Linked DNA regions of Homo sapiens: region 1 is linked to region 2. The links are chromatin loops, found by intact Hi-C in ENCODE. Cell type or tissue: heart left ventricle. All regions are shown on one strand. Links, peaks and the distances in the headings refer to the core of each region. The heading gives the core; the rest is flanking DNA. Region 1 overlaps LOC107986124 (a long non-coding RNA gene). Region 2 overlaps KLF15 (KLF transcription factor 15).

What was found. A loop is a pair of places that touch in the nucleus more often than their neighbours do. Peaks named below come from ENCODE experiments on the same cell type or tissue, not always from the same donor. Only the 100,000 strongest peaks of a DNase experiment are listed, where the experiment ranks them.
Region 1: a loop joins it to region 2, with 2.1 times the contacts of the local background. A loop is called at or near these places in 32 of 110 quality-filtered maps.

The regions. Positions count from the first base shown.
Region 1 is chr3:126,286,593-126,302,942 of GRCh38, forward strand. It overlaps LOC107986124 (a long non-coding RNA gene), which reads left to right. Exons shown (of 3, transcript XR_001740882.2): 3 at 1,421-4,933. It also overlaps a transcript of KLF15 not described here. Among named protein-coding and RNA genes, the nearest start is that of KLF15, 63 kb to the right of the region's middle. RefSeq lists enhancers at 1,404-1,949, 1,950-2,494, 5,182-5,682 and a silencer at 14,641-14,841. In heart left ventricle, for the core only: no CTCF peak of the experiment used is centred there; a DNase peak (open chromatin) is centred at 7,319; H3K27ac peaks cover 1,055 bases.
Region 2 is chr3:126,329,304-126,345,653 of GRCh38, forward strand. KLF15 (KLF transcription factor 15) reads right to left here. Exons shown (of 3, transcript NM_014079.4): 3 at 13,332-14,592. The coding sequence ends at 14,424. Among named protein-coding and RNA genes, the nearest start is that of KLF15, 20 kb to the right of the region's middle. RefSeq lists enhancers at 1,964-2,568, 2,569-3,172, 12,067-12,828, 14,361-15,044. In heart left ventricle, for the core only: no CTCF peak of the experiment used is centred there; a DNase peak (open chromatin) is centred at 9,698; H3K27ac peaks cover 761 bases.

The DNA.
Region 1 (16,350 bases), core at 3,601-11,600, 46 kb before region 2:
AGAAAGGAATGTCTGGGTTACTATAAGAGGTTGTGGAGACCTAGGTTTTATGACACAGATGAAGCCTCCAAGTAGCAGCCTTCAGAGAGAATTGGTAAATATTTCTCATCAGACACTAAGGTCTATGTTGATGTTAACATTGGTCACCTTTTCCTGAATTCCAAAAGAGAGGCAGGTATAAAGAGGCATGTCCCACCACCCCTCTTCCCATCATGGCCTAAACAAGTTTTTCAGGTTAACTTTGGAATACCTTTGGCCAAGAGGAGGGTTCCATTCAGATGGTTGGGGGGAGCCTTAGAATTTAATTTTTGGTTTACATTTGCTTTGCTATGATTCTGAGACTTGCACCTAAGTGAGATTTCTTTTCCAGTGTTTTTTTTATATCTTGAGTTAATTTTAGTACTTGACATTTATTTTATTTTTTTAAGAGTCGAGGTCTCCCTATGTTGCCCAGGCTGGTCTCAAACTCCTAGGCTCAAGGGATGCTCCTGCCTCTCCCTCCCAAAGTGCTGGGATTACAGGCCATCACCCCTGGCCTGACATTTCTTTTAAAAATTATGTATTGCTTTAAGATGTTTAAGCATATTAGCTCAGCATTCTGTACTGTATTTGTCCCACTTTAAAAATTTTCCTTCTGGTCCATTTTGCACTATGCCTACGGCATGTTTTCCATAGCATTAGCCTCCCCCCACCCCCCCGGCCCCAATAGAGCCAAAACAGCTACCAGTGTCCCCTGGGAGTCAGGGATGGCCTGGGCTGGTTCAGGGGACTGTAGCTGGAGCCCCTGGCTGGCTGTGTGATTCTGCCCAGTCCCCCGCTCCCTGTCCGGGCCCTCTGTTCTCTCCTTACGGTGGGGAGAGGTCTGAATGAGGCCCCAGCTCACGCACTCCATTATCTTGAGGCTGCTCCCACCCCCAGGCCCGAGGGAGACAGAGGCCTTTTGAGCTGGGGCTGGCAGGCGAGGCTGGAGTCCCAGGGCTACCAGAGCGTTGCGGAGGGAATGCTTTGAAGAGGCCCCGCCCTTCCTGGGGCTGCGGCTCAGCTCCGGCCTCCCTCACCCGGCAGGGATTCCCGTTCTAGGGAACATGTGGTTCGTGCCAGCCAGTTGATGTGGGCGCTTTCTTCTGCCCCTACTCCCGGCTGTCCGCTTCCTCCCCAGCCCCCTCCTGTGAGCTCTGGGAGCTACAGAATAAGGACACTCCTTGGCCCCAAGCCAGCCCCAGCTTGCTCGGGAGCCTGGGTTTCCCCCTCCGTCCCCATCACCGCGAGGGTCTGTGCATGGGAATCTGCTCCAGAGGCTCCCTCAGGCGCCGCGCCGCGGGGATACGCCTTTCACCGCCCCAGCAATTGGAGCGCTGAGTCGAAGTCCTGATTCCACGATAGGCGGATGAAGCCCTAACGCTGAAATTCTTTCCTCTAGGTCTTTGGCAGCGGCTGGGGCCAAAGCCCGGGCAAGACCAACGCCTTCGGCACCCGGACTCAGGCTCCGTCCTCTCTGCCAGCGTGCGGCTACAATGACTCGACATGGCAGGTGGGCAAGCACAGCACGCCCCAACAGACATGCTTTATTTAATATGTACTAAAAATACAGCAGGCCTGTGAAACCCACAGGTGCAATTGCTTAAAATGAGGCTAAGGTAGACGTGTGAATGGTTAATAATGAGTTGATTAAAATATTCAGAAATCATCTACTGGAGACGGGCAAACTGCAAAATGGTAGCATGGGAGCAACTGATGTTCGAGAAAGCCCAGGCTCCGGCAAGCCGTGGGTTTGAATTTACACATGCGCACATAATGGGTATGAATAAACCTTTCTTCAAAAAAACCAGATCAAGTCAAGGCAGTTATTTGCTGTGGGCAGGTGCCAAGGCTGGCTGCTTCAGTCCCCACGCGAGTCGCCCCCGAGCCTGCTTCTGCAGCCCAGCCTGGAAAGTGCAAGGCACTTGGAAAGGAGCCACGCCCAACGCCCTGTACCAGCGGCCTCCCGGACACCAACAGCGTCCTCTGCGCCTGCTGCAGCTTGTCCCTTAGTCCTCCCTGGACAGAGGGCGTGAAGTTGGCTGCGCCAACAGGACGCGGCCCGCTCACTTCGGGGCTCATTGTCCTGGACACACAGTCAGGGCTGGACGCCTCCAGCAGCCCCACGCTTCACCCCAAGGTCCGCAAACCTGACAACTTCGGAGGTAGGGATATCTTGACACAGTCTGAAAACAAACCATTTAAAACTTTTTTTCTCAAAAAATTAAAATAATTTTTTTCTGCTTACAAAATCTATAAATTCAGTTCAATATCAATGAAAATCGCAACAGGATGTTGACACTTGAGAAGCTGATTTGAAAGTTCATCTGAAAGAGAAAATATATAGGAATCCTGAAGATGATTTCGAAAACCTCCAAAAAGACTTCAGTAATTCACACAGAAAATCCAGAAACAGATTCATGTTTATGGGGAAATTTAGTATTTGATACAGGAGACCTTTCAAAGCCAAGCTGGAAAGATGGAAGGTCAACAGAGGCTTTGGGGAAAACTCACTATCCATTTTGAAACCAATGTTAGAATCTTCTTACCATTTGCAAGAATAAACTCCAGGTGTATTAAAGAGCTAAACATTTAAAAAATCTATAAAAGTTTTAAAGCCAAATATGGAAGAATATTTTTAAAATCCTATGGTGAAGAAGGCTTTTACTAAGCAGCAAACAAAACCTGGAAACCGTAAAGGAAATGACTGACAGATTTGAATATTGCAAGAACTAAATGAATGCCTCCTTAAACAAATTAAAGGACAAATTCCAGGCAGGGAGAAAATAGTTTACAATAGAAGTAATGTGCCAATGGTTAATATCTGTGTTGCATAAACATGTCTTTCCAATCAATAAGAAAAGAGTAGGAAATGGGTAAGGATTTAACAGGCAATTCACAGAAGACAAAGTAACCGGCCCCTAAATGGGAGCATATCCTCAACTTCACTAGTAATAAAGGAAACGAATTTAAAAGACGATACATTTCTCACTTCTTCTCTCCTTATAGCTGTATTCCACCTTTGACCATACAGCCTGTTTTTATTTATCGTAAGCATAGGTTAATAAATACAGGGCTTACCATGTTAATATCTTCTTTCTATGGATGCGTAACAACTTATTTTATCATTCCGTTTGTGACTGAAATTGAATTTCTTTCTGTAAACCTGAAAATATCTGAGACAAGCCTCGATCAACTTAGAAGTTTACTTTGCCAAGATTAAGGACACGTCTTGGGAGACAGGTCTGTGCCTTTCTCCAAAGATGATTTCGAGGGCTTCAGTATTTAAAGGAAAAAGCCAGCTGGAGGGGACAGAGGGAGGGTATGGTCACATTACTGAATCCAAATGTTGCAAAAGAAAAGGAGCATGTAGGGGAATGGTCAGTTATGTGTTCGTCCCATGCTCAGTAACTCGACTCTTCACACAAGATAAGGTGAATGCAGAGTGGAGATCTTTAACCTTTTATCTGTCTCTATCTGCTTAGGAACAAAGGGAAAGGCAGCTTCTTGCATGACTCCACTTTCAGCATTTTTTTTTTCTTTTGGCGGAGGGAGTAGGGGTCCCAAGTTTTTATTTTCCTTTCACATTTCTATTTTGCTTTTCTATGATCTGCTGCTGTAAGCTTCCCTATAGCACATTCCCAGGCTAGAATCTCATAGTGGGGACTGCCAGCTCACAGGGAAAGCACAGGGATGCTTGGATGCAGACAGGCAAGCCCAGCTCCAGGGCTGCACCTGTGGACCCCACCCCAGCCCAGCCCAGCCCCTGGAAGAGGGGGTCTGTCTGTCCCTGATTGGCCCACCAGCACCCTGTGGTTCTTTCAAAGTTATTTCTGACCTATACTACTGTTTGCCCTATTAGGGTGCCCCTTCCTTCCTTCCTTTCTTCCTTCCTACCTTCCTTCCTTCCTTCCTTCCTTCCTTCCTTCCTTCCTTCCTCTGTCTCACAAGAATTCCTTTTACAGTTTGTCATTTGCCATTGTATGTGGCTAAATCTGTCAAACTTCAGCACTGTTTTCTAGCATTGTTGCCAGGCTTAGCCTCCATTCCAAGATTACAGAAGCATCCACCTGAATTTTCTCCTAGAACTCTCACAGCTGCAGTACGTTCTGCTTTGGAGAAGGAATGGCCCAATTCCCTTCTGAATCTGGAAGAAAACAGAACTGGGTCACTTTACATATTATTTGGCCATTTTAAATTATATACCACTTTTACATTTAATGTAGCCATTTGACGGAGTTACTTCAAAATTTTCATATAAGCCTTGTCAAAAGGTCTCATTCTGTACTTTTACCATTTTTTTGAATCTTTTTTATCTTTATCCACTTTCATCTTGTTACAGGCCACTGCCTTCAGAGAAGGTGACAGAGGGCCATGTCTGAAACATTCTCCCACAACCAGGAACCCTCAGCAGCCGCTGAAGAGGAAAGGCAGTTAAATGGAAAGACTTCTGAGCAAGTGGAGGAAAAGTCACGTGTGACCTAGGGAGGGGCTCCCACAGGAAGGGGCAATGCCCTTGCCCTGTTCACCTAGCCTCCAGGTGGCTTCCCACTTGAAATTTCAGAGGATGGCAGAAACCTACTTACAAGGAAATGAAAGAGGGCACAGCAACCTTAAGACCAGAGCAGCCCACGATATTTTTTAATGAGGGCAAAAATAGAAGACTTGCAAAAGACCCCTGAAAATAATGCCTGGAAGCTGCGAAACATCAGACTGACACCGCACAAAAGAGGTCCAGCTGAGCAGGAGAAAAGCTTGAGAAGCATCCAGAACAATGTAGGTGGAGAGGCTAAGAAGAAAGAGGAGCCCACATGGAATGAATAACCAAGGTCGGGACAGAGGAAGGTTCGCCAGAACTGGGAGGGCTGAAATTGGACATTGAGATAAATTAAAGAGTGTTCTTTAAAACTGTCAAGACTTTGGCTGGTCAATAAGTAAACTGCAAACGAGTGTTCCTAAACCACAGCAGCAATGCTCCCTGGAGGAGGGAAGGAGGCCGGGGCTGCCACTCTCCCAGGTGGCTGCGTCCCGGCCTTTGCCATTGATGTGTGCTTTCTCCAGGCTCACAGATGTCCCTGGGCCGGTTGCATCTGTGACCAGGACTCTGCCACCTGCCTGTGGCTTGCTGATCAGCTGGTCACCCAGGAATGTTAGGGATGAACAGAGACCTAGAACTCAGGCTCCATGGATCTGGCAGCACCAGGAGACGAGGTTTCAAATCTCATGGCTGGGCCAGCCAGCCAGGTGCCCTGGAACTGTTGTGATCCCTGCTCCTTGCCGGGCTTAGCCTCCTCTTACTTCAGCCCAGAAGTCCCCGAGTACCCACTCAACAAATGCCATCCCTTTAATTTCTGTGGCCTGCTGCCATCACGGCTCGCCTAATTCATTCCCTCCACACCCTAAGTGTCCACGGAAGTGGCTGAAACAGTAAAACCACAGAGGAGCATTCATTCCAGTCCCCAAGGCAAGCCCCCTCCTTTGCACCCTGCTGTTTGGTTGATTTCTTCTTTCTCCACTTCCCAGGATGTGGAGCAGATTCCCTGTGGCATGATTACCTGAGGCCAGGTACAGACTGGCTCCAGGGAAGCACAGGGCTGGGGTCCCAGTTCCCACACCGGGCCATTCATTAACAGGTGGGAAGAGTTCCACCACTTCTGAGGAATTAGCAGGCTCCAGGTGACCCTATGTCACCCCAAGTGACTCTCCATTCCCCACAGACTCAGCCACAGGGCCAACAGTTTCTATTGCTATCTTTCCCTCCAGAAAACCCCTGGGCCATCTCGCCTGCCCAGCTCCTGCTGCTCCCCACGGGAGGGCTACAGTTAAAGAAGGGAAAGTGGCTAATTCACTAAGTAATTAACTTAAGGAGTGTCTATTGAACATCTACTGTGTGCAAGATGCTGTTCTAGATTTGAGATACAAAACAGGGAAAGAGAAGGCCCTGCTCTCACGGATGGGCATTAGAAGAGTGGGGTTGATAAACACGAGGATCAGTGAAGAGCATTCCAGGCAGGAATAAGCACTGCAGAGGAAGGAGGATGAGATGAGAAGGGAGAGCGAGCGAGCAGCAGTGGGGGAGGTGTCCATGGGGTTGAGTCTGGACGAGGGGAGGGAAGCAGCCAGTGCTTAGCAGGAAGACAGGGCAGGGGTGCAGCTCCCAGAAGGAGACAAAGAGGACCTTTCGAAGGTCTGCAGGTGGCAGGAGGGGCAGAGGAGGCTGGACCCAGGTAAGAAGTCATTGCAGGGGTCCAAGCCAGGAGAGGACAAATCTGATGGAGGTTTAAAAGGCTCAGTTGTCTGCCTGGTGGAGAAGAGACGAAGGGGCAGAGGGGGAAAAAGTGATGGACTAAGGATAGATTTTGGAGGCAGAGCAAACAGGAGAGCATGAAAGAAACAGAGAATCAAAGATGATGTTTAGGCCAGGGGCGGTGGCTCATGCCTCTAGTCCCAGCACTTTCGGAGGCTGAGGTGAGAGGATCGCTTAAGCCCAGGAGTTCAAGACCAGCCTGGGCAACATAGCAAGACTGCATCTCTAAAAAAAAAAAAAAAAAAAAATTAGCCAGGTGTGGTGGTGCACACTTGTAGTCTCAGCTACTTGGGAGGCTGAAGTGGGAGAATCGCTTGAGCTGGGTATGTTGAGGGTACAATGAGCCATGATTGTGCCACTGCACTCTAGCAGTGGATGACAGAGTGAGGCCCTGTCTCAAAAAGAAAAGATGATGAGTTATTGGTTTGGGACCATTTTCTGACCTAGGGAAGACAGAGGAGAAGCTGGCTTGTGGGTGGGTGGTATCTGGAGCTCCGTTTTGGCCAGGTTACATTCCAGGAGCCTCCTCGGGGTCTGGGAGGAGCTGTGGAGAACCCAGACATGTCTGTAGGGGTGAAGCATTTCTGGCCTGTGTAAGCACACACCTGGTGGCCACAGGGCCTGGGCTGTCTGAGAGAGGTCTGGTTTGAGATGTGTCAACGTCGGACTCTAAATGCCTCTCACCCCAGGGCTCAGGTAGCCCCTTCCATGCCTGTCCAGAAGACCCTGCAGAAAGTGCTCATGGTGGTGCCATCTCACCTGCAGTATTTGTTCCTAAATCAGCACAAGTCGGATCCTAGCAAGGGCCATGGAATATGCTTAGAGGGTGACACATACACTGCCACTGCCTGTTTCTATTCATGAACTCACTTTCGAAAGTGTCCCATTCTGAGATAATTTTAGACTTATAGAAGAATTGCGAAAGCAGCCTCCCCACCCCCAGCCTCTTCTCATGCCGGCATTCCATGAATCAGAGTGCGATTATGAGAGCTGAGACTCACCTCGCCGTGGTCTCGAGAGCTGGACGGCAGGCAGGCCCCTCCCAGTGCCCTCCTCTGTTCCCAGCTCCCACGTGCATTTGGCTGTCACCTTTCTCTGTCTCCTTTCTGTGTCAGGGCCGGCTTTTTAAGAGGATGGGTCTGTCGCTCTTGGACAGTCTCTCCGCCTAGGTCTGCCTGACGCCTTCTCTGCATTGGACTGAGGTAATGCCTTTTTGGAAATTCCGTGGCAATGCCACAGAAGTGATGTGCATTTTCGGTGGGCCAGATCAGTGGGTGTGGGCTGTTAGTGTGCCTTGTGCCTGGTCATGCCAACTTTGATCTCTTGGTTAGGGTGGTGCCTGCCAGGGTTCTCCCCCATCAACTCACTGTTTTTCCTTTGTAACCATTAAATATTCAAAGAGATGCTTTAAGGCTACACAGAGACACTGTTTGTGCTTAGATCTCTGTCTGCTAATTTTACTATCCTCTGGTGATGTTGCCTCAGCCGTGCTCCCTGCAGTCCTCTGGTGCTCATCGTCTTCGTCTCTCATTCGTTCCACATTTATTAATTGCGATTCATCTGTAAGAAAGCAGTTAACTCACTTTTAAACGTCAATAATTAAGCCATACACCAGTTGATAGCCTGTGGGGCAGGAGGAAGAGCAAGGCCTTCAGTCAGTCCAAAGGGTGGCTCGAGTAATTTTTTAACTGAGCACTTTTCTCTGCTTGCAGGCTGACCCTTGGTTGCATTTGGCCTCTCTAACTTTGCCCCATCTCTGCTGCTGAGGTCAGCAGCTCAAGAACGAGCCTTGCACAGGCTTTGGGGCCCTCTCCAGAGAAAATCGGGTTCCTTCTTTCCCTTCCAAGCATCTCTGCTCCCTTTGCCCTGCCGCTAGGAAGAAACCTCCCTGTCAGAGCCTCTCTACTTCTAAAGCCAAGTCTTTTGCCAGTGGCCCTGCCCCTCCATACACACACACACACACACACACACACACACACACACACACAGATACGTACACATACACACATGTGCATGTCCATGCATGCATAGATACACACAAACATGTATATATGTGCATATATACATACGTCTATGGATTCATATATACACATAATACACACATACACATGTGCACATATACATGCACATGCATGCACTTATACGCACATGCATATAGATACACATAGATGCACATGAGCATGCACACACATATGTACACACATGCATATACATACATATACACATACATATATGCTCATAAAGAACTACATACATATATAAATATATATTCCAATAACAGCTGTCAGATCATTGTTTTTAAAAAGCAAACAATCACAGAAGACACAAACAGCTTAGGCTCTTCTACAGCCTACTGGTCCTTACAACAACTTTAAGAGCAGATACAGTTACTATCCACTTTGGAAGATGAAGAACCTCCAGCTTCCTTGGCCCAAGCCTACACTTCTAGTGAGGGCAACGCTGGGAACTACATCCAGGCCTTTGCTCGAAGCCTGTCTCTGTACCCCCGTCACCATATGCTGCTCTAAGATTAGTTTCCCCGTTGGTTTGGTCAAAAGGCCCAAACCAACTCAGGATACAAAGTATGGCACTGAGGATACAAAGGCATCCACATTCGTATCCCGAGTGCCATGGCCAGATCAGTGCCTCCTCCCCTCCCCTGGCACCCTCCCCTCCACCCAGAGATGTGATCAGCTTCACATGGCTACCAACAAGTGAGACTGTCTGTCCCTTGACAAAGATTATATGCTTGGCCAAACTTTAGTCAGGCTTCTGAACCTTCCCCTTGACCCATCTGTGCACTTCCTTGCAAAATCCAGATTTAGCAAGAACAAAGCTAAGTCAGTTTGGCAAGAACTCCCTGTCCTTCATGTCTGATCAGATTCTTCACCCACCACCATCCCCCAGGTGATGTTGGTTATGCTGACCTGTCTTCAGCAAGAACACTGTTAGGTTGGATTAGCCAGGGACCCCCTAAACCCTGATGCTTCTTCTTAGTCATTTCCCATCCACTGACCCTAGTCTGGCTCCTGGTTGTAAATTCCGACTTGTCTGTGGTATATTCATAGTTGATGCTGATCTCTCTTCCCCACTGCACAGTCCCATTGCTGTTGTCCCTGTACGTATCACAATGGTCCTGAATAAAGCCTACCTTGCCATGCTTTAACAAGGTATTATTTAAATATTGCATAATATTTTCTTTAACATCCCACAGTGTCACTAATGCTGGGTGTTACTCATTGTTCATGTTTCTCAGCCTCAGGGGGGCTTGAAAAATCTTACTGTTATTTTTAATGTGTGCTAAATTTATATTTGGAGTCTCGCTCTATCGCCCAGGTGGAGTACAGTGGCGTGATCTCTGCTCACTACAAGCTCCACCTCCCAGGTTCACGCCATTCTCCTGCCTCAGCCTCCTGAGTAGCTGGGACTACAGGCGCCCACCACCATGCCCGGCTAATTTTTTGTATTTTTAATACAGACGGGGTTTCACCATGTTAGCCAGGATGGTCTTTATCTCCTGACCTCGTGATCCACCCGCCTTGGCCTCCCAAAGTGCTGGAATTACAGGCGTGAGCCACCACGCCAGACTGCAACATACATTCTTAATCTGCCAAGTTATATTTCTTAGCAATTTAGATGCCTTGTCTTTTCAAGAGAGGCCTGCAGCCTAGGGATTAGCACCTAGCATGTCTAGGGCTATGGCCTGAATCTGCAAGTCCAGCCGAGTGAATGTGGGAGTTTGGTTACATTCCCTAAGCTTCTGATTCCTTACCTCCAAAGTGTAGAAAACACAGTAACTACTTCAAAAGTTTGTTCTGAAGGGAATACAAATTAATTCATTAAGGCAGCTTCCATTCTCAAATAGGAAAAGTTGGCAGTTGTTATTGCTCATTATTTTGAGGGGATATTCATCTCCTTTCTTCTTAGTTTGTAAGAATTATGTATATACTTTAGGGTATTAACTTTGTGATACAAACATTTTTATTTTCTAGTTGATCATTTCTTTAGTAACTTTCTTTTTTTCGTTTGTTTTGTTTTTTAGATGCAGGGTCTTGTTATGTTGCCCAAGCTGGACTTGAACTCTGGGCTGAAGCAATCCTCCCACCTCAGCCTCCCAAGTAGCTAGGACAACAGGCATGTGTCACTGCGCCTTAGTAACTTTCTGTGTGGTGATTAATTCTAAACTTAATTTTTAAAATTTTGTTAGTTAAACCTTGAAATGTCTTCTTTTATAGTTTCTAGCTACAGTGTTATACTTGCCCTGTTTTATATTTGCTTAAAGAGTCACCTGTTTTTTTTTCTAGCACCATATTTTAACAGCCTTATTCATCTTTATGCTTAAGTAATGAATCTGGAACTTATTTTGATGTAAGATATCATGTAATGTATCTAACTTTTACTCCAAATGATAAGCCTGTTGACCTAACACTACTTTTTAATTAATTTATTATTGCCCCACTATTGTAAAATATTGCTTTCTATCATATACTAAATTTCATATAAATTTGAATCCATTTATGGTTTCACAATCCAGTATATTCTTTTTTTATTTCAGTCATTTTTGGGGAACAGGTGGTTTTTGGTTGCATGGATAAGTTCTTTAGTGGTGATTTCTGAGATTTTGGTGAACCCATCACCCAAACAGTGTGCACCGTACCCAGTATGTAGTCTTTTTTTCCTCACCCACCTCTCCCCACACGTCCCCAAAGTCCATCGTATTATTCTTATGCCTTCGCATCCTCATAGCTTAGCTCCCCCTTATAAGTGAGAACATATGATATTTGGTTTTCTTTTTCTGAGTTACTTAACTTATTCATTATTCATGGCCTCCAGCTCCATTTAAGTTGCTGCAAAGGCCATTATTTCATTCTGTCTTATGGCTGAATGGTATTCCATGTTTATATACCACATTTTCTTTATCCACTCATTGGTTGATGGGCATTTAGGTTGGTTCCATATTTTTGCAATTCTGAATTGTACTGCTATAAACATGCGTGTGCAAGTGTCTTTTTCATATAATGGCTTCTTTTCCTCTGGGTAGGTACCCAGTAGCAGGATTGCTGGATCAAATTGTAGTTCTACTTTTAGTTCTTTAAGGAATCTCCATACTGTTTTCCGTAGTGGTTGTACTAGTTTACATTCCTACCAGCAGTGTAGAAATGCTCCCTTTTCACCACATCAATGCCAACATCTATTATTTTTTTATTTTTTAATTATGGTCATTTTTGCAGGAGTAAGGTGGTATCTCATTACGGTTTTGATTTGCATTTTCCTGATAATTAGTGTTGTTCAGCATTTTTTCATATGTTTGTTGGTTGTTTGTATATCTTCTTTTGCAAATTTTCTATTCATGTCCTTAGCCCACTTCTTGATGGGATTATTAGGTTTTTTTTTTTTTCTGATTTGTTTGATTTCCTTGCAGATTCTGGATATTAGTCCTTTGTTGGATGTATAGACTGTAGAGATTTTCTCCCACTTTGCGGGTTGTCTGTTTACTCTGCTGATTATTATTATTATTATTATTATTAGCAGCTGTGCAGAAGCTTTTTAGCTCCATTATATCTCATTTATTTATTTTGTCCTTGTTGCATTTGCTTTTGTGTTTTTAGTCATAAATTCTTTGCCTAAGCCAATGTCTACAAGAGTTTTTCTGATGTCATCTTCTAGAATCTTTATGGTTTCGGTTCTTAGATTTAAGGCTTTGATCCATCTTGACTTGATTTTTGTATAAGGTGAGATATGAGGATCCAGTTTCATTCTACATGTGGCTTGCCAATTGTCCCAGCACCATTTGTTGAACAGGGTGTCCTTTCCTCACTTTATGTTTTTGTATGCATTGTTGAAGATCAGTTGGCTGTAAATATTTGGCTTTATTTCTGGGTTCTCTATTCTGTTCCATTGGTCTATATGCCTATTTTTATACCAGTACCATGCTGTTTTGGTAACTACAGCCTTGTGATATAGTTTGAAGTCAGGTAATGTGATGCCTCCAGATTTGTTCTTTCTGCTTAGTATTGCTTCAGCTATGCAGGCTCTTTTTTGGTTCTATATAAATTTTAGGATTGTTTTTTCTACTTCTGTGAGGAATTATGATGGTATTTTGATGGGAATTGCATTAAATCTGTAGATTGCTTTTGGCATTATAGTCATTTTCACAATATTGATTCTACCCATCCATGACCATGGGATGTATTTCTATTTCTTTGTGTCATCTATGATTTCTTTCATCAGTGTTTTGTAGTTTTCCTTGTAGAGATCTTTCACTTCCTTGGTTAAGTATATTCCTAAGTATGTATGTATGTATGTATGTATGTATGTATTTGTTTATTTATTTATTTTGCAGCTGTTGTAAAAGGAATTGAGTTCTTGATTTGATTCTCAGCTTGGCTGTTGTTGGCGTATAGCAGTGCTACTGATTTATGTACATTGATTTTGTATCCTGAAAGTTTACTGAATTCATTTATCGTATCTAGGAGCTTTTAGTTAAAATGAACTCATTGGTTAGCCCTAATCTGGTATGACTGTTGTACTCATAAAAAGAGGAGATGACTGCCGGGCACGGTGGCTCACGCCTGTAATCCCAGCACTTTGGGAGGCCGAGGAGGGCAGATCACGAGGTCAGGAGATCGAGACCATCCTGGCTAAAACAGTGAAACCCCGTCTCTACTAAAAATACAAAAAATTAGCCGGGCATGGTGGCAGGCGCCTGTAGTCCCAGCTACTCAGGAGGCTGAGGCAGGAGAATGGCATGAACCTGGGAGGCGGAGCTTGCAGTGAGCCGAGATCACGCCACTGCACTCCAGCCTGTCAACAGAGCGACACTCCATCTCAAAAAAAAAAAAAAAAAAAAAAAAAAGGAGATGACCACCCTGACATGCACAGAGGGATGACCACGCGAGGTCACAGGGAGAAGGCGGCCATCTGCAAGCCAAGGAGAGAGGCCTCAGGAGAAGCCCACCCTGCAGACACCCTGATCTCAGACTTCCAGGCTCCGTGACTGAGAGACGATAGAAGTCTGTTGTTTGAGCCCCCGGTCTTTGCTAGTTTGTCGTGTCAACCCAGGCAAACTCATATGGGGTGTACGTGCCCCCACGTGTGGTGACATACCGGTAGCATGGGCCTCAGAAGCTGGCTGTCATGAGGGGAGGCTCCAGGAGCTCCACAGGGGGGTGAATCATCCTGCTGTGTATCAGCAACGGGGGCTCTGGGGACCCGGGGACTTCAGGCTACAATGAGTCAGGTTGTCCCCACCCTGGCCAGGGGACATTAGAGCAGGGTGGTACCAGTTTCAGGAGTAATTGCTGTGGTGGGCAGGAACGAGGCCATCCGACCCCTGAGCGGCTTCCTTTCCTGGCCTCTGCCCTCCCTTCCCTTGCTGTGGCGTCCTGTGCCTATAACAACTGGACCCCACCACCTCACAGCTCAGGCTGGCCCTCGCAGGCACTTCCATCTGCCCTGTGCAGCGCGTCCTCCCAGCGGAGACAGGTCAGTCCTTGCCTGGGGACTACCGGGTGCCCCCAAGGCAGGCCCAGAGCGTCGGGGGTCTTCCTCCACTGCACGGTAGGTGTGGGCAGTGACAACTGGACAGGCATCCTCCCATGGCTCCCCATCTCCCCTGTGACCCCTTGCTCACAATGTGCGGCTTTCCGGCTTCCCCTTTCCCCGTCCCCATGCTCTGTGGGCTCATCACTTGCAGTCCTCCTGCAACCAGAGCCCCAGGTTCTGAGCTCTGTGCTGCCCTCACCCCTGTGAAAGACCCACCTGGCTGAATGGCTGCAGCGACTTCCTCCACAGACCCTGAGCAGCGGCAGTGTGGAGGCTAGACCCAGCCTGCTGACCGGGGCAGGATCAATAGATGGATTAGTGGGGCCAGTGGGTCTTTGCTCTTCCAGAATTCCGAGCAGATACAAGTGCACCTGGTAGAGGAAGCACAAGGAACCATCCTCCATCCTTAATGCACGGAGGGTCCGCTGAACGTCAGGCCAGGGCAAGACTTGAGGGCAGGGAAGTGATCCAGGCCACACATCACTGGGTGCGAAAGGAGGACAAAGAGAGGGTCCAGGTGAAGGGGTGAAGGTCGCACACACAAACCTCACAAAGCCTCACGTTATGGACTGGGCTTTGCTGGAACATGGGAAGTTTCACTTCGCCTGCTGTGCCCCGGTTTCCGCATCTGTTTCTTCTGTGGCTAAATCAGTGAATGCTCTGGACCTCTGCTCTCCACACTCCAGAACTTTTCTTCCTGCCCCATCAAAATGTACCCATGCAGGGTTTCAGTCCTCAGGGCTTTCTGTGTAGCCGCCAGGGCCCATGAGCACAAGGTTTTGACACTGAGAGCAAAGCAGAACATCACGTGTTTCGCTTTCTCGCTAACAAGGAGTGAAGTCCAGGAATTCCAGACCTTGTTTTGCTAATTGTAGAGGCTCTCCAGATTGGACGGCTTCCCAGCTGCCCTCAAATCAGATCTGCTCTTCTGGCTGGCAGACCTAGGAGAGAGCAGAGAGGCAGACATTGAAGAAATAAAACAAGAAAACACACAAGAGCTGCAGAAAAATGAGCTTACAGAGCACTATAGGAATAATAAAACAGGACTCACACGCCGCCACGCACACTCTCTCACCCTCTCTGTTTTCTATTTCACTTATTTCCAGTCTAATCTTTATTACTTCTGCTTTCTTTCTTTTTTCTTTTTCTTTTTTTTTTTTTTTTTTTCTGAGACAGAGTTTCCCTGTTGTCGCCCAGGCTGGAGTGCAATGGCGCCTTCTCAGTTCACGGCAACCTCTGCCCCCGGGGTTCAAGCAATTCTCCTGCCTCAGCCTCCCGAGTAGCTGGGATTACAGGCGCCCGCCACCATGCCCGGCTAATTTTTGTTTTTTTAGTAGAGACGGGGTTTCACTATGTTGACCAGGCTGGTGTTGAACTCCTGACCTTAGGTGATCTACCGGCCTCAGCCTCCCAAAGTGCTGGGATTACAGGAGTGAGCCACCGTGCCCAGACCTGCTTTATTTAAACGTAATTTGCTTTTTTTTTTCCTAGTTTCTTAAGGTGAAAACTAAGGACATTGATTTGAGATCATTCCTCTTTTCCAATACAAGCATCAGTGCTATAAATTTTCTCTAAGTACTGCTTTAATAACATCTGCAAGTATTAATATGTCACATTTTGATTTTATTCAGTTCAAAAACCTTTACAATTTTAAAAAATATCTTCCTTTGCCCATGGGTTATTTAAAAGTGTGCTACTTACTTCTCAAATACTTGGGGGATTTCCAGGTTATCTTTTAGTTATTGATTTCTAATTTAATTCTGTTATAATATGAAAATAGACTTTATGTGACCTTGGATCCTTTAATATTTATTGGGACTGTTTTATGGCCCAGAATGTAGTCAGTCTTGGTAAATGTTCTTCATGCACTACAAAAGAATATGTATCTACTGTTATTGAATTGAGTGTTCTATAAATGTCCATTAGGGCAAGTTTGTTCATAGTGTTATTTAAGGCTTCTATATTGTGGCTGATTTTCTGTTTATTTCTTTTATCAGTTATCAATTATTGAGGTCAGAGTATTTAAATATTAGATTATGATTGTAGATTTATCTATTTGTCCTTGAAGTTCTATCACTTACTGGCTAGTGTATTTTGAGGTTCTGTTATTAGGTGCACAAATGTTTTAGATTGTTATTTTTCTTGATGAGTTGGCTCCATTAATAATGGTAATATGAAATTACCTGTTTTATTTCTGGTAATATTCTTTGCTCTGAAATTTACTTTGTCTGATATTGATATATAATAGCTACTACATATTTCTTTTGATGTGTGTTAGCATGGTATATCTTTTCCCATCCTCCTACTTCTTACTTATTTGTGACTTTATTTTTGAAATAGATTTCTTATAGTAGCATACACTTGAGTCTTGCTTTCTTATCCAATCTGGAAATCTCTGTCTTTTATCTGGAGTGTCATGACCATTTGCATTGAATGTATTTATTGATATAGCTAGGTTTAAATCTGCCATCTTGCTACTT
Region 2 (16,350 bases), core at 6,609-14,608:
TTATAACACCACATTAAAAAAATGTTTAACCTCAGCTGGGTGTGGTGGTGTGTGCCTGGAGTCCCAGCTACTCAGGAAGCTGAGGTGTGGCAAATCGCTTGAGCCTGGGAGTTTGAAGCTGCAGTGAGCTATGATCCCATCTCTGCACTCCAGCCTGGGCAGCAGAGCAAGAACCTGTCTCAAATAGAATTAATAAAATAAATTAAATAATAAAACAAAACCAAACAATTTAAACCTCTATAGGATGTTTCAGTAATTTGTCAGGCAATCTCCCCACCTCTACCACCATTGTCGTGTCATATTGGGTTGCATCTTATACATTTTCTCCTCCAGATAAATTTTGGAATCAAGTCCCATTTTTTAAAATCCTCTTTGGATTTGTACTGGAATTGCAATGAATTATAGATCAATATGACAGAAATTGGGATCTTTACAATACTGAGTCTCCCCATACAGAAAAAAAAAAAAAAAAGGTAAGCAATTCCAGTTAGGTCTTCTTTATGTTTTCCATTAAAGTTTCAGCATATTATTACACTTTTTTTTTTTTTTTACCAATTTCCTGCCATGTTGCTTGTGATTTTTCTTCCTGTCATAAAAGTTATGAACTCTACTTACTGTTGCAGTTTTTAGTTGATTTTGATTGTGTTAGTGCCCTCAGTGATGGCCCCTCATTCATCCACACCCTCTGCTGTATGTTCTCACTGGGCTTGGCCGTATGACTTGTTCTGCCCAGTGGGTCAGAGCAGACAGGATGCAAGCCGAGGTCTGAAATGAGCTTGCAAGGTGGGCCTTGCTATCTTGCAGCCATGGGCTATACCCCAGCTGGCCTGCTGGCCCAAGGCGAAATGTGAGCAACATGGAGCAGAGCCCCAGCCAGCCCAGCCTGAGTCACAGCAGAATCCCTCGTTCCCCACAGACACAGGAGCAAGATTAACTCAGGTCAGCAGACTCCCAGCCAACCCACAGGATCATAGCTCTAGTACTAAATCAGGACTGTTTCAGAGCACTGAGCTTTGAGGTGGGCTGTCAATTACACAGTAATTGCTGACTGAAACATTGACATGCAATCAGTCCATGTATTTCTGTGGGTTTATCTTGTGTCTGGCCATTGATTGAACAGTTTTATTAATTCTGGCAGATTTTCAATTGATCATTTTCGGCCCTTCCGGACAGATAATTACATCATATGCGATAAAAGTCATCTTGTCCCTTCCTTTCCTATCCTTTCAGTCTTTTTTTTTTCTTGTCATATTACATTGGCAAGGACTTTGCAAATAATAAGTTGTGTTTGTTTTTGTGGGTCTTCTGGGTGCATGCTGCTATTTGTGAATATAAGTGTGTCCTATTCACCCTTTGCCTTGAGAGACTTAACAAGACATTTCTTCTTGATGAATACAGTGCTCTTCCCTGTGTCTCATTATTTCTTGTACTTTTAGCATTGTGTGTTTATGGTTGCTTCTTTAACCTACCTGGAGTGAATTTTCTGTGCATGATGTGACGATGTTAGGAAAAGCTCTATCTTTTCTCTTTTGTCATGTGAATAACCAGTGTCTCCAGAAGCCTGAGAATGTCTATGTCTCCAGTGTCTCTGAAAGAATGAGAACATCTCTCTGGATATGACAAATTTGTCCAGAATCCCTCTCATAAGGGCAGCAGAGGATGGGGGAGCCTCATGGGTACCCAGGCAGCAGAAGCTGGAAGTGAACTGACATGAATGGGGCTTGAGGATGCAATCTGCCCCTATCCTCAGGAGTCTGAGGGCAGCACAGAGGCAGGGTAGTGGGGAAGGAAAACATCAGGCACATAAGATGCCCCTCACACTCAACTCCCTGGTCACAAACTAGAGAGTCACCAGCCCCCATCATGAGCCCCTCTTCTGGATGCAGGGCCTGCCCTTCTGTGGAGGTCTTAGGAGTGATGGCATAAGAGGACAGAGACCTAGGTATAAGTCGCAGGCATCTGGTATTGAACAGAGCACTCCAGTGATTAGCTTCCTCTCTGGGAATACAAACCAAACCCAGGAAATGTGCACAGCCTTGTAAAACCACTACAATTTCAGATTGGGTTTATCTGGTTTATTGCTTGATATGCAATTAGAAGTGTCTTGAACACATCAGCTTTCAGTTCTTCCCACGGTTGAGTATTTAATGACCTGTGAATGAACCCTGAGAAGATGCAACTTCAACTGAGCCCTGCAACCCTTTTGTAAGGGAATGTGTTCACCCTCCAAAAACCTACTTGCAAGTAATATGTTAAGGCACAGATGCTAGAAAGCATTTGATTTAATAAAATGTCTAGTGGGGGGGAGGAGCCAAGATGGCCGAATAGGAACAGCTCCGGTCTACAGCTCCCAGCGTGAGCGACGCAGAAGACGGGTGATTTCTGCATTTCCATCTGAGGTACCGGGTTTATCTCACTAGGGAGTGCCAGACAGTGGGCGCAGGCCAGTGGGTGCATGCACTGTGTGCAAGCCGAAGCAGGGCGAGGCATTGCCTCACTTGGGAAGCGCAAGGGGTCAGGGAGTTCCCTTTCCGAGTCAAAGAAAGGGGTGACGGATGCACCTGGAAAATCGGGTGAACCATGAGATTATATCCCACACCTGGCTCGGAGGGTCCTACGCCCACGGAATCTCACTGACTGCTAGCACAGCAGTCTGAGATCAAACTGCAAGGCGCCAGCGAGGCTGGGGGAGGGGCGCCCGCCATTGCCCAGGCTTGCTTAGGTAAACAAAGCAGCCAGGAAGCTCGAACTGGGTGGAGCCCACCACAGCTCAAGGAGGCCTGCCTGTCTCTGTAGGCGCCACCGCTGGGGGCAGGGCACAGACAAACAAAAAGACAGCAGTAACCTCTGCAGACTTAAGTGTCCCTGTCTGACAGCTTTGAAGAGAGCAGTGGTTCTCCCAGCACTCAGCTGGAGATCTGAGAACCAGCAGACTGCCTTCTCAAGTGGGTCCCGGACCCCTGACCCCCGAGCAGCCTAACTGGGAGGCACCCCCCAGCAGGGGCACACTGACACCTCACACTGCAGGGTATTCCAACAGACCTGCAGCTGAGGGTCCTGTCTGTTAGAAGGAAAACTAACAAACAGAAAGGACATCCACACCGAAAACCCATCTGTACATCACCATCATCAAAGACCAAAAGTAGATAAAACCACAAAGATGGGGAAAAAACAGAACAGAAAAACTGGAAACTCTAAAACGTAGAGTGCCTCTCCTCCTCCAAAGGAACGCAGTTCCTCACCAGCAACGGAACAAAGCTGGATGGAGAATGACTTTGACGAGCTGAGAGAAGAAGGCTTCAGACGATCAAATTACTCTGAGCTACAGGAGGACATTCAAACCAAAGGCAAAGAAGTTGAAAACTTTGAAAAAAATTTAGAAGAATGTATAACTAGAATAACCAATACAGAGAAGTGCTTAAAGGAGCTGATGGAGCTGAAAACCAAGGCTCGAGAACTACGTGAAGAATGCAGAAGCCTCAGGAGCCGATGCGATCAACTGGAAGAAAGGGTATCAGCAATGGAAGATGAAATGAATGAAATGAAGCAAGAAGGGAAGTTTAGAGAAAAAAGAATAAAAAGAAATGAGCAAAGCCTCCAAGAAATATGGGACTATGTGAAAAGACCAAATCTACATCTGATTGGTGTACCTGAAAGTGATGGGGAGAATGGAACCAAGTTGGAAAACACTCTGCAGGATATTATCCAAGAGAACTTCCCCAATCTAGCAAGGCAGGCCAACGTTCAGATTCAGGAAATACAGAGAACGCCACAAAGATACTCCTCAAGAAGAGCAACTCCAAGACACATAATTGTCAGATTCACCAAAGTTGAAATGAAGGAAAAAATGTTAAGGGCAGCCAGAGAGAAAGGTCGGGTTACCCTCAAAGGGAAGCCCATCAGACTAACAGCAGATCTCTCGGCAGAAACCCTACAAGCCAGAAGAGAGTGGGGGCCAATATTCAACATTCTTAAAGAAAAGAATTTTCAACCCAGAATTTCATATCCAGCCAAACTAAGCTTCATAAGTGAAGGAGAAATAAAATACTTCACAGACAAGCAAATGCTGAGAGATTTTGTCACCACTAGGCCTGCCCTAAAAGAGCTCCTGAAGGAAGCACTAAACATGGAAAGGAACAACCAGTACCAGCCGCTGCAAAATCATGCCAAAATGTAAAGACCATCGAGACTAGGAAGAAACTGCATCAACTAACGAGCAAAATAACCAGCTAACATCATAATGACAGGATCAAATTCACACATAACAATATTAACTTTAAATGTAAATGGACTAAATTCTCCAATTAAAAGACACAGACTGGCAAACTGGATAAAGAGTCAAGACCCATCAGTGTGCTGTATTAAGGAAACCCATCTCACGTGCAGAGACACACATAGGCTCAAAATAAAAGGATGGAGGAAGATCTACCAAGCAAATGGAAAACAAAAAACGGCAGGGGTTGCAATCCTAGTCTCTGATAAAACAGACTTTAAACCAACAAAGATCAAAAGAGACAAAGAAGGCCATTACATAATGGTAAAGGGATCAATTCAACAAGAAGAGCTAACTATCCTAAATATATATGCACCCAATACAGGAGCACCCAGATTCATAAAGCAAGTCCTGAGTGACCTACAAAGAGACTTAGACTCCCACACATTAATAATGGGAGACTTTAACACCCCACTGTCAACATTGGACAGATCAACGAGACAGAAAGTCAACAGGGATACCCAGGAATTGAACTCAGCTCTGCACCAAGTGGACCTAATAGACATCTACAGAACTCTCCACCCCAAATCAACACAATATACATTTTTTTCAGCACCACACCACACCTATTCCAAAATTGACCACATAGTTGGAAGCAAAGCTCTCCTCAGCAAATGTAAAAGAACAGAAATTATAACAAACTATCTCTCAGACCACAGTGCGATCAAACTAGAACTCAGGATTAAGAATCTCACTCAAAGCCGCTCAACTACATGGAAACTGAACAACCTGCTCCTGAATGACTACTGGGTACATAACGAAATGAAGGCAGAAATAAAGATGTTCTTTGAAACCAACGAGAACAAAGACACAACATACCAGAATCTCTGGGATGCATTCAAAGCAGTGTGTAGAGGGAAATTTATAGCACTAAATGCCCACAAGAGAAAGCAGGAAACATCCAAAATTGACACCCTAACATCACAATTAAAAGAACTAGAAAAGCAAGAGCAAACACATTCAAAAGCTAGCAGAAGGCAAGAAATAACTAAAATCAGAGCAGAACTGAAGGAAATAGAGACACAAAAAACCCTTCAAAAAATCAATGAATCCAGGAGCTGGTTTTTTGAAAGGATCAACAAAATTGATAGACCACTAGCAAGACTAATAAAGAAAAAAAGAGAGAAGAATCAAATAGACACAATAAAAAATGATAAAGGGGATATCACCACCGATCCCACAGAAATACAAACTACCATCAGAGAATACTACAAACACCTCTACGCAAATAAACTAGAAAATCTAGAAGAAATGGATACATTCCTCGACACATACACTCTCCCAAGACTAAACCAGGAAGAAGTTGAATCTCTGAATAGACCAATAACAGGAGCTGAAATTGTGGCAATAATCAATAGTTTACCAACCAAAAAGAGTCCAGGACCAGATGGATTCACAGCTGAATTATACCAGAGGTACAAGGAGGAACTGGTACCATTCCTTCTGAAACTATTCCAATCAATAGAAAAAGAGGGAATCCTCCCTAACTCATTTTATGAGGCCAGCATCATTCTGATACCAAAGCCGGGCAGAGACACAACCAAAAAAGAGAATTTTAGACCAATATCCTTGATGAACATTGATGCAAAAATCCTCAATAAAATACTGGCAAAACGAATCCAGCAGCACATCAAAAAGCTTATCCACCATGATCAAGTGGGCTTCATCCCTGGGATGCAAGGCTGGTTCAACATATGCAAATCAATAAATGTAATCCAGCATATAAACAGAGCCAAAGACAAAAACCACATGATTATCTCAATAGATGCAGAAAAAGCCTTTGACAAAATTCAACAACCCTTCATGCTAAAAACTCTCAATAAATTAGGTATTGATGGGATGTATTTCAAAATAATAAGAGCTATCTATGACAAACCCACAGCCAATATCATACTGAATGGGCAAAAACTGGAAGCATTCCCATTGAAAACTGGCACAAGACAGGGATGCCCTCTCTCACCACTCCTATTCAACATAGTGTTGGAAGTTCTGGCCAGGGCAATGAGGCAGGAGAAGGAAATAAAGGGTATTCAATTAGGAAAAGAGGAAGTCAAATTGTCCCTGTTTGCAGATGACATGATTGTATATCTAGAAAACCCCATCGTCTCAGCCCAAAATCTCCTTAAGCTGATAAGCAACTTCAGCAAAGTCTCAGGATACAAAATCAATGTACAAAAATCACAAGCATTCTTATACACCAACAACAGACAAACAGAGAGCCAAATCATGAGTGAACTCCCATTCACAATTGCTTCAAAGAGAATAAAATACCTAGGAATCCAACTTACAAGGGATGTGAAGGACCTCTTCAAGGAGAACTACAAACCACTGCTCAAGGAAATAAAAGAGGATACAAACAAATGAAAGAACATTCCATGCTCATGGGCAGGAAGAATCAATATCGTGAAAATGGCCATACTGCCCAAGGTAATTTACAGATTCAATGCCATCCCCATCAAGCTACCAATGACTTTCTTCACAGAATTGGAAAAAACTACTTTAAAGTTCATATGGAACCAAAAAAGAGCCCGCATCGCCAAGTCAATCCTAAGCCAAAAGAACAAAGCTGGAGGCATCACACTACCTGACTTCAAACTATACTACAAGGCTACAGTAACCAAAACAGCATGGTACTGGTACCAAAACAGAGATATAGATCAATGGAACAGAACAGAGCCCTCAGAAATAACACTGCATATCTACAACTATCTGATCTTTGACAAACCTGAGAAAAACAAGCAATGGGGAAAGGATTCCCTATTTAATAAATGGTGCTGGGAAAACTGGCTAGCCATATGTAGAAAGCTGAAACTGGATCCCTTCCTTACACCTTATACAAAAATCAATTCAAGATGGATTAAAGATTTAAACGTTAGACCTAAAACCATAAAAACCCTAGAAGAAAACCTAGGCATTACCATTCAGAACATAGGCATGGGCAAGGACTTCATGTCCAAAACACAAAAAGCAATGGCAACAAAAGCCAAAATTGACAAATGGGATCTAATTAAACTAAAGAGCTTCTGCACAGCAAAAGAAACTACCATCAGAGTGAACAGGCAACCTACAAAATGGGAGAAAATTTTCGCAACCTACTCATCTGACAAAGGGCTAATATCCAGAATCTACAATGAACTCAAACAAATTTACAAGAAAAAAACAAACAACCCCATCAAAAAGTGGGCGAAGGACATGAACAGACACTTCTCAAAAGAAGACATTTATGCAGCCAAAAAACACATGAAAAAATGCTCATCATCACTGGCCATCAGAGAAATGCAAATCAAAACCACTATGAGATACCATCTCACACCAGTTAGAATGGCAATCATTAAAAAGTCAAGAAACAACAGGTGCTGGAGAGGATGTGGAGAAATAGGAACACTTTTACACTGTTGGTGGGACTGTAAACTAGTTCAACCATTGTGGAAGTCAGTGTGGCGATTCCTCAGGGATCTAGAACTAGAAATACCATTTGACCCAGCCATCCCATTACTGGGTATATACCCAAATGAGTATAAATCATGCTGCTATAAAGACACATGCACACGTATGTTTATTGTGGCACTATTCACAATAGCAAAGACTTGGAACCAACCCAAATGTCCAACAATGATAGACTGGATTAAGAAAATGTGGCACATATACACCATGGAATACTATGCAGCCATAAAAAATGATGAGTTCGTGTCCTTTGCAGGGACATGGATGAAATTGGAAATCATCATTCTCAGTAAACTATCGCAAGAACAAAAAACCAAACACCGCATATTCTCACTCATAGGTGGGAATTGAACAATGAGATCACATGGACACAGGAAGGGGAATATCACACTCTGGGGACTGTTGTGGGGTGGGGGGAGGGGGGAGGGATAGCATTGGGAGATATACCTAATGCTAGATGATGAGTTAGTGGGTGCAGCGCACCAGCATGGCACATGTATACATATGTAACTAACCTGCACAATGTGCACATGTACCCTAAAACTTAAAGTATAATTAAAAAAAAAGTCTAGTGGGAAGAGTGCTGTATTCGTTGAGAAGAAATGTCTTATTAAGTTTCCTGGGGTGAAGGGTGGATATTAAGGATATACTCAAGTAACAATGGATAATAATACAATTGCCACCAACAACTACAGCTGTTGCTCTCTGCCAGATGCTATTCTAAGTGTGTTGCATATTTTAACTCATTTAGTCCACACAATGACCCTATGAGGAAGGTACTATTATTATCATCCCTTATGGGGAGTCTGGCTCTAAATTCTTCTGTTTGTTTAAACAGATGGGGAATTTGAAGTTCCAGGAGGAAGATGAAGGTGCTTTCAAGGCGGGAGAAGGTGCAAAAAGCAAGTCCCTGGGTGCCTTGTAGAGAAGGCGGTGTTGGTGTACAGTTTAAATAGGATGCCCAGTGTAGTGCACTCCAGCCGCTGTGGCTCCTCATGACCATCTGGAAAGCATTTTGCCAGCGTGAGAGATTGGCAAAGAGACTCGGGCATCCGGAAGACTGAACCCACTGCACCTTGGTAGCTTTGTGCAGGGCATCCTCTGCCAGGATGTGGATGGAATCCCAGCTGTGAGCCCAGATTTGTAGTAAGGCCACCAGCTTGGGAAGGCTGGGAGAGGACAGGGAGGGGCTTTGCCAACCAGCCCAAGGTGGGAACCAGGACTCCTGTGTGGCACCAGGGTGTCCTCTGATGGGCAGTGGTCCAGCTGTCCTCCCAGCAGTGCCACGTCAGCATGACCGTCCACGCCTTGTCCAGGGATTCAGGGAGAGAAGAGCACTGCCACTTTGCTGTGGAAACAGACAGGTGTCCTTCTTTCCTCTGTCAAGGTGACGTTCGTGCATTTAAACAGAGCCCTCTGGGGATAGCTGTTCAACAACTCACCAATTAACCCTACAGAAATGACATCAATGTCTTTTCTTCATTTCATGCGTAATGCAAAGACTTCTGTGGGAAGGAGGAGACCCTGAGAGCCACACTTCAATCCTTCACACAATTTCCCTGTCTGTTCATATCATGGGGGATTTACAGCCAGACTAGTAATGTCTTATTACTTTCACATCGCAAATTTCTTCTCTTTCTCTATCAATATTTGACATTTGCACTTAGGTTTTAAACACATTTGCAATGATTTAGACGTATTTCTGCAGAAATGTATTTTCACTCTTCTCATCAGGTATTTCCAGCTCCCAGCACCTGCTGCGCACTCCCTTCCCTGGCCTCCCTCAGCTGGCTCTGTCGTAGCCTTGCGCCTCACTCTCGTGATGGAGCCGCCTGCTACAGACACTGCTCTTGCTGTCTTTCAGTGTCAGCTCAGCTCAGGGTTGAGGCCAAATTCACAGAACCCAGAGGATGGAAACAGCAGGGAACGTCCCGGCTGGGTTCTGAGAACAGCCTGGGGACCGGCTGCGATCTCTATCAGTGCTGGGTGTGGATATGTCCGTGCGCCAGGATGGCTTGGAGAGCAGGGTGGAGCAGCAGGGCCAAGGGAGGCTGACAGTGGGGGACTGGTCACTCATCTCCAGGTCCAGACCTCCAGGAGGGGCTCCTTTGGGGTCCTTGGTGTCCCTTCCTGACGGGCCCGGCTGTTTGGGGCACAGAGCAGGACCTCACAGAATGGGAGCCGAGCCAGAGCCCGAGCTGTCATCATTTGTCTTCTGCAGCAGTGCTGGGAGTTCCCTGTCCTCATGCCCACTCCTGACGTTCTCCCATGTGGATTTTAACTCTGCCCTGCATCTTTTGTTTTCTTGCAATCCCCCGCTATCCCTTCCAGCTCTCTTTTTACCTGGTCCTGGTGCCCTCCCACTACAGCCTGGGCTCTCTATTTCTTCCTTATTGAAAACAGCAGGGCGTTTCTCGTGCCCTCCCGGCCCCCCAGGGCACATCGAGATGTGCACTTTCCAGGAGTGTTTGAATGCTGCTCTCTTTGCCTCATTCTGCATCTTTTGAACAAGCCCCATTTTCATCTCTGTTCATCACCAAATGAAGTGGGACCTACTCAGACATGGCCCCCACTCTCAGCCCTCTCTTGTGGGTTCAGATCGCCTCCTCATGCCTTCACTGTGCAGGTTGACATGTTCATTCCTCACAGGTTCCCCTGCCAGGCCTTGGATAGCCTGAACCAATAAAACACAAGGAAAATGACAATTTTCCTGGAAGCCCTGGTCCTGAGGCTTTCTGCCTATGTCCCCTCTCCACCTCCCGGCTCTCACGGCCCCACATAGACTCTGGACCCTATTCACGAACAGACAGTGATGGCATTGCAAGGGTTTGCTGTCTGCAGGAGTCAAGATTGTCATTTGCAGCCTTGGTTTCCCAACCAAGGCATCTTGGCTCCTACGTAGGGCCTTTTGGCTCCTCTGTTCCCACAGAGTTTCCCTTCTTAATAATCTGCTGCCCCAGAAGTCTGGCTGCTGATCCCACACTTATCAGTGATGCCCTTTCTGAGAATGTGGACGAGGCCATGGGGAGCTGAACTCACCTGGCACCACCAGACTTAGCCATGCTGCCAGCTCGTGGGAAGGGGGACCCACTGTGGGCACAGCTGGGACAAAACAATGTGCTTACAATGGAAACTCCTGGCTGCCCTCTGCTCCTACCTCCTTGCCTTCTCCTGCAACATGTGCCCCACATTCCAGCTGTGCTCATGCTGCCCAGATGACGACTGCATTTTCCAGCCTCCCTGGCAGTGGATGAGGCTGAGTTACTGAGTTCCGGCCAACAGAATGGGAGTGGAAGTGAGTGTGCAAATCCCAGGAGGGCAGGGCAGAAACATGGCCCCTTGCCTGCTTCTCCCAGCTGGCCCAGTCCTGTGGAGCCAAGGGGCATTGGAGGAGCAACAAGAGCGAAGGAGGCTGGGTGCCCTGTACTCAGTCTGCTGTGCCAGCCCAGGCTGCTCCCTCTGAGACCATCTAAGCAGAGGAAAATAAACTGCTATGTTGTTTAAGCCACAAAGTTTGGGGATTTCTTTGTTATAGTAGCCTAACTCATACTCTACCTAGTACAGTGATCAGTAGATGGTACTTCCTTCCTCTCTGTGTGCCTTAGGGGCAGGCGGGTGGGTGGCACCATTATGGCTGGAGTTCCTGCTCTGCAGCCTTCCAGCTTCCACCTCTATTCCTCACCGTGGTGAGTCCAGGGCCCATCTCCACCTGCTTTTTCAGCTTGCAGGTCAACACAGCACTCCCCTTCCAGCCACAGAAATCACAGACGGTCAGAAAGGTGGTGGCATGGGGGTCTCTGAGGCAGGAGCCAGGCCAGGCACTGTAACAGACTCTCAACCCCCACCAGGGCCAAGGCAATGCTGACATTGGGGCTGCAGCAGGAACCTGGGGGTGCCACACAGCTGGGCTCTGCATCCTGGGCTCTGCATCCAGAGTCACTTACCACGTGCCACCACGCTGTTGCCCGGGGCCTTTCACACTGCTCTGCAGGGCGAAGGAGCTGAAATCTAGAGAGGTCTAGGACACACATAAAGAGCTGGAGCCCAGGATCAACAGGCAGTGCGGCCCCATTATCCCTGTTCCCTGCACTGTGCTGTACTCTCCACGACTCAGCCAAGACCTCCAGGAGGCACACTCATCCCGGGGAGGTGCACCATATGTGTGCACGTACACACAATTCAGGTGCAAGCCTGGAAGCCCAGACTGAGGAGACCACTAAGACCACCCCTTACACACACTCCCTGCCACAAGACAACAGCAGGATGTTGGGACACACACCCAGGGGAGGTGAGCAGCGTGTCCGGCCGGTCCTTGGCACAGAAGGTGCATATGCTCCCGAGGTTATTCCACGTCCCATGTCATCATCCTGACCAGACAACAATCCTCCCTGTCCCTCTGACGTACCTCTTATCTAGGGCTGAACTGCTTGTTTATGGATGAAGAAAGCCCATGTTAACAAGGCTGGAAATCAATGCCTTGCTTCCCTAGAGTGTGTTTGCCCACAGAGGGTACATCCGGTCAGGGGCAAAGGACAGAGGTCACTAGGCCCAGCCTCCTCCTCGGGACCATGGCCAGTCAGGATAGGATGTCCATCCTCCTATCAGCTGTGCTGTGTGCTGGGCGGCTGGTGAGAACAACGGCCTCTGCCCTCTGAGATGCACGACCTCACACAGACCCCCACATTCAGACATCTCTCTGCTGGGAGCCCATGGGTGCCCTACCCCCAGCCTCCAGATCTCCAAGGTTTTCACCGAGAAACACTTGACCCGACTTGCATCCAGTTCTTATAAAGCAAAGGATCCTTCTAGAAGGTTCTTGCTTCCCACTGCACATGACTGGGTGAACCAGGGCAGCCCTCTCTGTGTGTGTGTGCTTCATACCAGCTGAGCCACTGAAGCAGGCCCTGGTCAGCCTCCATTTCCTTGCCATTCCCTGTGGGGCTCATAGCCCCTCCTTGTGCTTGGGCCCCCACTTCCCCCAGGCTCCAGCCAGCACAGGACGTGTGGATGGGTCCAACCTCAACTGTGCAACCACACAGCGAAGACCCCAGGCATGTTGGGGAGTTAGGGACGATGGAGGACAGGACGTAACTGCATATACTGGCCTCTCCGAGTCTCACCTCTGCCTGCTCAGGATTCCTAACACTTTCACAATTACCCACGCCAGTAGGAAATGGCACAGCCACGTTCCTAAGGGGGTAAATACTCTGCCAAGGCACAGCAAACATATAGGGCATGTGTAATAGGTTTGGTGGACTGGATGGGGGTAGGAAGTGCAAGAAAGGGTCTCCGATAGCAGAGTAGGTGAGCCTCGCAGGACTGGCCAGGCCTGAGGCAGCTTCCCACAGGTGCTGTCGGAATGTGGGCTGGATTTGGGTTTACGGAGCTCCAGGTCAGGGAGCCGGGATGAGCAGAATCTCAGCAGCTGGCCTGGAGCTGAGCTGTATGGGAACCCTACCCTGCTGGACCGGGGCTGGACCCCAAGGGGCCTTTCTATCCCTCCAAATACAAAACAGAGTTCCCTGAACTCTGCGAAGGTGGAGACATAGACTCGGCCCCAGAGTCACCTCCACATCCCGGCAAAGCAGGAAAACAGCACATGAATGCCAAAAGCTGTGAGTTCTTTTTCTTTTTATTGGCAAAGTAAATATATTTTTATGAAGGACCAAAGAAAATATACGTAATTGTAACATATGTACACCAGCTTCATAGATTTTTTTAAATTTCAAATTTACACAAATGTTGATATGTTATTAAAAGATATTTTATGTGGATGGACCTATGTACAGTTTATTTACATACATTCATAGGATGTGAAATAAACCTGTCAAAACAAGCTAGTTCATTTATTAATTTCTAGACAAAATAAGGAATGCATTTCTAAATCAGGGTTGGGAGGCTCTATCTAGTTCTCTCACACCCAGGACAGCCTGGCCCTCTCCTCCCAAGGCCACCCTAAAGGCTGGTGTCTGGATTTGTCTGGGAAACCGGAGGAGGGGACGAGCCCCTGGGTACAGGCCCTTCTGGCTCTGTCTGCCCTGCACATTTAACTCAAGCACATGCACTGCCAGCCCCCTAGTGGGGGACGCTTTTCACCTCTCTCCCACATGAGGGCCCAGCGGCCCGGTCCTGCCCCCCCCCCCCCCCCCCCCCCCCCCCGGCTCCAGGGACCTGCCCACACCCTCTGGTGATCATGCTGAGCAGGCATCTTAGACAAAGCCACCCTCACACCACAGTGCAGCCCTGGACTTCTGGCCTACTTCCTTCTCCTCCAGCATGACTCTCTCTGGAAACCCAACATTTCAAAACTGCACATTTCATCTTCCCCTAGCACTAAAGTTCTGGCCTTGGCCCAGGATGGGGGAGCCCAGTGGGAGAAGGGCCAGGTCCCCAAAACTCTGCCTGCAACCAGCGGCTGCAGCAGAGGCCTGGCCACCGCGGGAAGGCACGAAGGCACGAAGGCACGAAGGCCTGCCTCCAGCCCCGTGCGCCTGGGGCCCAGCCCCCAGGGACGCGGGTTCGAGGCTCTAAGTACTCCCGAGAAAGGCAGCGGTTGGCGGGCCCTGGGTTCACACCTCCCAGGCTTCAGAAGGTGGGCTGGTAACATTGCCATGTCCCTCTGGAGGAGGCAAATAAATTATTGCTTAAAAAAATGGGGATGGGGTGGGGATCCGGGGTGACGGACAGGCTGGGGTTCAGGGCGCTTTCAGTTCACGGAGCGCACGGAGCGGCTGCTCCGCGGGAAGCGGTGCACCTTGATGTGCTTGGAGAGGTGGTCGCTCCGCGCGAACTTCTTCTCGCACACAGGACACTGGTACGGCTTCACACCTGAGTGCGAGCGCCTGTGCCGCGACAGCTCGTCAGAGCGCGAGAACCTGCGGGACATGGCGCGGTCAGCGAGGCCTGGCCCTGCCTGCCCCTGCCTGCCCCGACCCCACGAAGTTGCCGGGATGCAAGGCGTGCACCTGGCACTCACCCAAAGGGTGGCTGCGCAGACCTGCAGCCTCTACAGGATTAGGGGAGGGTCCCCCATCTACGTCGGTAAGGCTATACCAGTTCTCAAAATACCATTTTTTTTTCTTTTTTTGAGACAGGCTGGAGTGCAGTGGCGCCATCACAGCTCACTGCAGCCTCCCGGGCTCAATCAATCCTCCTTAGCCTCCAGAGTAGCTAGGATTACAGGTGTGCCCACCACACCCAGATAGTTTTTGTATTTTTTTTTAGAGACCAGGCCTCCCTATGTTGCCCAGGCTGGTGTCAAACTCCTGGGCTCAAGCGATCAGGCTACTTCAGCTTCCCAAAGTGCTGGGATTAAAGGCGTGAGCCACTGTGCCAAGCTGCCCCTGCCACCCCTCCAAGATGGAAAGAACTACAGTAAAGGCTCATGCTGGCACAGTGGGCATTCTCTGTTGGGAACTGCCAGAGCAGCTGGTAAAAGCTCCCAACAGGAAAGGACCCCAATGCTACCAGGGACCAGGGCTTCCCTCCCACAGCCCACCCAGTGTGCAGGGGTCTCTGAGGCCACAGGTGCACTCAGTCGCTCAGGCCCTGATGCTGGCTGCCTCTCACCACCCTGGCCTCATCTACCCCACTGGACCAGAACTCCACAGGGGCATCTGTGAAGGCCTGTACAGGACCGCCCATCCGGAGGGGAAACGGAGGCCTGGGAGGAGGAAGCAGCACAGGGAGAGAGGTCCTCAGACTTGAGTCCACCCACTCCTGAAACCAGCTGTGCTGGAAGCTGGGCCCTCTAAGGCAGGCCCAAATAAAGATTGACCCTGCAAAGTGTATCTGGGAGTTCAGGTGGCTCCCGACATTTCGCTTTCTTGGCCCTGCTGGCCTGGGAGCAGGCACTCATGTGACAGTCAAGAGCCCAAGCTGCATCGAGGGCCTGGACTGCTTGCCACCAACCTCAGGGATTTGAGGCCCTCTCCACCCCTGGCTTGGCAGCAGGTCCCTCCCACCCCACCTACCCCTCCCACGACACACTATCCCGCTCTGTGCTCCACCTGCATTGACCTTTCCTTGGTCCTTCTTGCCACAGGCCATTTGCACATACTGTTCCCTCTTTCTAGAATGTTCTTCCCTCCCCCTCCTTGCTCTCTCCTACCCATTCCTTAGAGCTCAGCTCGAATGTCACTTCCTTAGGAAATCCCTCCAGGACTGCATCCAATTCTAGGCTCCTGTGGCATTACACACCTCTCTCTCCTCATTCTTGCTGTTGTTTTGATTTTAAATTATCTTCAACTTTTTGATGACTGTCAGTCTGTCCCACTAGACTGTCAGCTCCATGACAAAGGACATGTTTGTCTTGGTTCCCGGTGGTCTTCCCATGACCAGCCCAATGCCTGGTATATGGTAGGTGCTGAGGAGGTGGATTTCAATGCAAGAGTGGGCACAGCAAGCAGCCCTAGGGGGGCAGACACTGTCAAGGAGCAGTCCCAAAGCATGCACGCACACACACACGGACAAATACATGCCCACACATACAGGCACACAAACATACACGGACGAATATGTGCCCACACATACTCACACACACACACACACAGGCACAAATTCATGCCCCCATGTACTCACGCACACACACACACACAGGGACACGAGGCCCAACACCCCTTTGTGGACCAGGG